Linked DNA regions of Homo sapiens: region 1 is linked to region 2. Evidence: chromatin contacts called from ENCODE Hi-C or POLR2A ChIA-PET data. All regions are on one chromosome and are shown on one strand. Each heading gives the region's core, a stretch centred on a gene start or an enhancer-like site at or near the end of the contact. The rest is flanking DNA. Distances are from core to core; before and after follow the strand shown. Region 1 holds the start of SLC35B4 (solute carrier family 35 member B4). Region 2 holds the start of AGBL3 (AGBL carboxypeptidase 3).

Evidence for each region. Hi-C counts contacts between places; a loop is a spot of excess contacts on that map. ChIA-PET counts read pairs that join two places held with the same protein, here RNA polymerase II (POLR2A). Pooled maps may share reads with other maps.
Region 1: a map of CD8-positive, alpha-beta T cell shows a loop between it and region 2 (8-fold over the local background). The contact joins the promoter of SLC35B4 here to the promoter of AGBL3 in region 2. A Hi-C loop is called at or near these places in 4 of 168 maps with a recorded cell type or tissue (CD4-positive, alpha-beta memory T cell, CD8-positive, alpha-beta T cell and naive thymus-derived CD4-positive, alpha-beta T cell) and 18 of 50 pooled maps. POLR2A ChIA-PET finds 5 or more read pairs at or near these places in 1 of 52 experiments (BJ).

The regions. Positions count from the first base shown.
Region 1 is chr7:134,315,660-134,318,388 of GRCh38, forward strand. SLC35B4 (solute carrier family 35 member B4) reads right to left here and starts at 1,271. Exons shown (of 10, transcript NM_032826.5): 1 at 1,016-1,271. The coding sequence starts at 1,092. RefSeq lists a silencer at 812-981 and an enhancer at 1,062-1,791.
Region 2 is chr7:134,984,949-134,987,758 of GRCh38, forward strand. AGBL3 (AGBL carboxypeptidase 3) reads left to right here and starts at 1,560. Exons shown (of 17, transcript NM_178563.4): 1 at 1,560-1,753. RefSeq lists enhancers at 1,462-1,761, 1,772-1,911, 1,992-2,251.

The sequences.
Region 1 (2,729 bases), core at 21-2,520, 670 kb before region 2:
CAAAAAACACCAAATAACACCCGTTCCCAAGCATTTCAAATGAAGGATACTCAACTTGTAATGTATAGATTCAGAAACACGAGCTAGAGAACACTATAGGTATTGTTTTACTGCCAGGAAAAGGAGCCCAAGAGAGGCTAAGTGACTTGAAGGGCTACACAGCCAGTGGACGACGGAGCCAAGAGTGAAATTCACAACCCAGCTTTTTAGTCCTGGAGGCTTTTCCACACCACCTGTTGTCTCTTCTGTTATAGCTTCTATCCACTGAACTTTGCACATTCAAAGTGACCTCAAAGAGCCCTCTCAGGTCACTTGGACCAATCTTCTACTTGCTTTTTTTTTTGTCTTTTTGCAAGCCACCTCAAAGAGCACTCTCGGGTCACGTGGACTGATCTTCTACATAAAAATCTGTTCTACCGCATCATTTATGTATGTTTGGGCAAAGTACTCATAACCATTTCCAAGGCCAATAAAGCAAATGCTTTGCAGGATGCCGTAATAAAAATAAAACTTTCTTTGCAGTATGTACAAAGTCAGACTGCTTTACAAGTCAAAAACCTTTGCTCAAGTCCAGCCTGTGCCATTTAACAGGATCGAAAAAAGAGCTAGAGTTGGATGGGAAGGAAGAGAGAGTGGTTTGGTGAAGGAACCTTGGTTCTGACACTAGCTCTCTGCCGACCTTGGACTGGTCATGTGAAAAACTCTTCAGACTTCAATACCCCCCGAGTGTGGAAAAGGGGTGACGACAGCAACACCCTGAGTCTTCCCCTCGCAGGAATGCTTTGAAACTGTTAGGCGGGACTGCCGCCGGTGCGCAGTTTTGGGAAGCAGCGGACTCAGCGGGGTCCCAGGCTGCCCAGACAGGACGGATTGCTGGGGGGCTCAGGCCGTCCTGCCCCGGGCTCCGTGGGCGGCGGGGTGGGGACAGGGCGTGGGCGCGTCCCGGGGGGACCTCTCCTCTGGCTTCCTCCGCCCCGCCCCGGGAGACCGGGTGCGGCCCGAGCGGGTCACTCACCGGGCCAGGAGCTCTAGGAAGATCACGTTACTGCAGCAGCCTGCGAACACCAGGCCCACCGCCAAGGCCGGGCGCATGGCCGGTGCAGGGTTGGGGAAGCAAGCGCACAGAGTAAGCGCCCGCCTGTACCGCTACCCCAGGAAGCCGGCCTCCTGCCTCTTCGCTGCGCAGCACATCGCACCGTCCTGGAAAGCCGCTCTCACTGGGGGCCGCCGCGGTCTCCCCTTCTCCCGCGGCCAACACCGACGCTGCCAAGAAGCTGTAGTTCGCAGTCAGCTTCGGTCCCATTCATCCGAGGGGGCGTCCGAGCCCCGGCCAGACTACATGTCCCAGGATGCCGTGCACCTTTACCTCAGGATGCGACGTTCCCGCTTCCGCCAGGCAGCTCCGCCAGAGAGGACAGGGGGACGAGGTGCCCGGCATGACTCGCGCGATAGGCGGCCGCGGGTCTTGCTGGGAAATGAAGTCCCAAAGCGTCAGTGTTTCTTGCGAGACCGCCCAGAGCGCTGAAAGTAACTCGGCCGCCAGGGTCACAACAAACTTGCTGGCAGCGGCGGCACTAGAACTACAGAGCTGTGACTGCTCGTTGGAGGTGTTCTAGCATCTGAAACAACTCTGCTTCCTGAACTGATATATATATATGTATCTTTGGTGACTCTATTATGCTGCCAGGATTAAGAACCACTGAGAATTCAAGTAAAGCAATGGCTCTCAACCACGTCTGTACATTGGAATCACTTGGAGAGCTTTAAAGATGACTGATAGCCAAGTCCCACCCCCAGCGATTCTGATTTAATTAGGCTGAGGTGCAGCCTTAAAGGTGATCTATTGATATTATCCCTAATCCTAGCTCTTTAAGGTACTCCCTTCCTTTACCTCCGTGGTTCTCAAACTTAGCTGCGCAGTCAAATCACCTGGGGGCTTTGAAAACTGCCAACGTCCAGGCTCTTCTACTGGCAAAAATGCCAATATCAGCAATCAGATCTTTAATGGTGAAAAGAAGGCATACTTCCCTCTTCTTACAGTGGAATTCTCATAGCACTTACAATCTGAGCCATTCGACTTGACTCTTACTTACTCAATGAACAAATGTTTGTTAAGCACATATTACGTACATAAGCTAGTGCGGCACTATTCTTTATTTGTAAAATAGGTATGCACACTTTATCCACCCAGCAAGACTAGTTTTTAAGGGAAACGTGTTTACACTTCCTTTCTGCTTCCCAGTGTCTACTATAAAAGGTTAGCATCACTGCTCAGTATTTTACCACATCAAATATTTCCGTTGTAATTGAATCCAACAGCAATAGCAAAGTACACGGTACAAAGCTAGGTAGGATTTTGGAATGCTATATTGTTTTTGCTATTTCCTGTGAGACACGAACATTCTGAAGTCTTTCTCGAGATCTACAAAATAGTTTGGAATGCTTTTTTCCCAGTCCGTGACTGGGAGATCACATTGGAATCATCTGAAGTACTCGTTATCGAGTGCAGATTATTGGGTCTCGCTTTAGACCTACCAAGTCAAAATCCTTGTGTATGGGTTCTAGAAACTTGTATTTTTAACAAGCACTCCACGTTCTAATTCTAATGCATTCTAGAATTTGAGAACTGCTGCCTTAAAAAGGTGAGTAGGAAGAAGAACTAACATAAATAGAAAGCCTACTACCTGTGAAATTCAGTATTTAATGAGCACCCGTCTTGAGTTTGCACA
Region 2 (2,810 bases), core at 310-2,809:
CACCAGGAGTTTGAGACCACACTGGCCAACATGGTGACACCACGTCTCTACTAAAAAATACAAAAATTAGTGGTGGCACGTGCCTGTAGTCCCAGCTAGTCAGGATGCATGAGAATCACCTGAACCCCAAAGGCAGAGGTTGCAGTGAGCTGAGATTGCACCACAGCACTCCAGCCTGGGCGACAGAGCAAGTGAGATTCTGTCTCAAAAAAAAAAAAAAAATCCTAAGTTTTTAAAATTATGCATTAAGATCATTTTTCTTCCCATGGACTACTTGGTATGTGATAATATAACTATTTGGACTAAAAATCACGAGACTTAAGTCTCTCAGCCCTGCCATTAATTTCTTATATAACCTGGTTAGACCATTTCTCAGTTTTACCTTGTACAGCTGACATCCTATGGCTTGCAGCCATGACTAAAATCCAACAGAAAAACAGATTACATAAATAAAGATTTCTCTGTGCATGTCACCTTTAGTGATTTATGTATGGCATAAAACAAGCTTCAACTATAAGAGCTACTTTTCAAGAGGTTGATCTAAGATATACTCTATTAATATTCTCTGGCCAAGGTCTAATCTGGAAGGTTCATACTTTTAAACTGCTGACCTCAAAAACACCTATTTTCAGATACTTACAAAATACAAAGAGATTATGTTAACCCATTTCCATGCTTAAGCCATAGTGCTTTGCCCTTTATTCTACTTTCAAACTTGCTACCATTTATTATCTCCATTTCTACAATATCACGAATCTCATGACATATAACGCTTTGTGAAAAGTGTTTATTTACATTCTTATATCATCAAAATCTAGACTTTTTTTCAGCTGTACTTGGAAAACTTTTCCAAATAGATTACCTTACCCTGTAGAGCTAAAGATGAGGGAAAAAATCAATATGGGATGTTCATGAATAACGTCTGTTAACTAAATGAGACTACATATAGTGATTTGCAGTCATCAGGAAAACAGTGTTAAATATGCTAGCTGACGATTGCTATAAAGAATCTCTGAGCTGATAATTTTGAGAATTCACCCTAGTTCATCTATGACTCTCCATTTAGTATTTAAGGAGAAAAGCCTCATTTTCCAGAATCGAATAAGCGAATTAATCGCACAATTGTGTAGAATGGAACTCAGTCTGTAAAAAATCAAGACCAACGTACTTTTTAATATTCTAACATCTCCAAGTAGTAGTTACAAGTATTGTACCCATGAAGTCCAGGTAATTAATTTGTTCAATGTCACACTGTTAAAAGTCAGGTGGGCTCCAAAGCACAGTCCTAACCAGCATGCTCTACTGCCTCCTCTGAGGCAACAGCCGAAGTGCAGACCACTGGGAATAAATAGCTGCCCGGTCTTCCCCACTCCTAAATTCTCCCGACAGACCCCAAAGCCTCTCTGAGAGCCTCTCTGACCGCCCTGCGGCCCACCCCGAGTTCCCGGCATCCTCTGGGATCCCTCTTCCTGGAGCCAAAACCTACGCAGGCTCCTTTCCTCCGAGCTGGTTGCTAGGTGATCTCCGAAGGCTGTCCGAAGTCTCGCGAGGGCGGACCCGTTGCCTGATGACGAGAGTTGGGAGTGTGGCTGGGGCTGCGGATCTCCAGCAGTGGCGTTACTTCTAGCGGCTGGATACCGGGTTCTCCGCGAGATCGCGAGATCCCGAGATATTCTCCCCGCACGGAAGCGACGACTGGCCTGGCCAGAGGACTCGCGTGGGAGCGAGGTGCCGGCCCCGACAGGACGGTGAGGTATGCAGAAGTAAGGCGGGGCGCCCCCTGCGGGAAGCGAGCGCGCCCCGGAAAATGAGCGCCTCCCCACACCAAGGTGTCCAGGAGTGAGTGCGGGAAGGAACTCGGCCGCCCGGAGTTGTGGCCTCATCGTGCTTCCCGCCAAAAACGCCTTGGTACTGTCGGGACGCGGCTAAGCGTGGACGCGCCCGCATCTGCCCCTCCTCCGCAGTGGTGGAAGACACCCGCGGAGCGCCGGTGGATAAGGGCCGTTTCCTGAGACCAGAGCTGTATCCGCAGCAGGTCAGCACTTCGTGCGCCCTGTGTGCACCTGTAAGGAATGGAATTTAGGCCAGTCGGATTTTCCAAATGTGGAGTTGTGATGCCCAGGCAGAAACTTCAGTTTCTTAGGACTGAAGGTGTCATCTATGAGACAGTCGGTTCCGTGGCATTGGCAGTGATTTGCCATAGAGCTTGGACTTAACTTATATGTAGTCCACGCTCCAAAACACGCTTCCTGTAGAGAGGGGCGTAAACTAATAGATTTGAAATTGTCGAGTCCTTTGGTCTCTCAAGAACGATGGGAACTTGACAAGAAATTTCGATTATTCCCTGGTCTTGATATTACCCACATGGGAAGATACTTGCATAGAATGGTAATGGTCATTACCAATACAACCTTCTGGTAGCTATTTAGATTTCTAAGAATAAGAATAATATAAATGAATATTAGAACAGACAGTATCTACAGAATAATAATCAAAATGTAAAGTCTTGTCACTTGAACTTTTGGTCAAGTGAAAATCAAGGAGAAAACTTAAAATTATATTGCTACATTTCAGTAAGTGACTATAATTTTTAAATTCATTATCTTTTAATGCCTCAGGATCATTCTGAACTTGCTGTGTAGTATTTAATTGTAAATATAAAATGTGAATGATTTGGCTGTATACTCTGGAAATTCCTTTTAATTAAATGATTTGCTTGATTTGTCTTATTGTGGTTGTTGTCTCGTATAGTCATGGAAAATTCCTTTAACTCTTTGAAATTGAAGGTTTTATTAGTTGTATTCTAATTA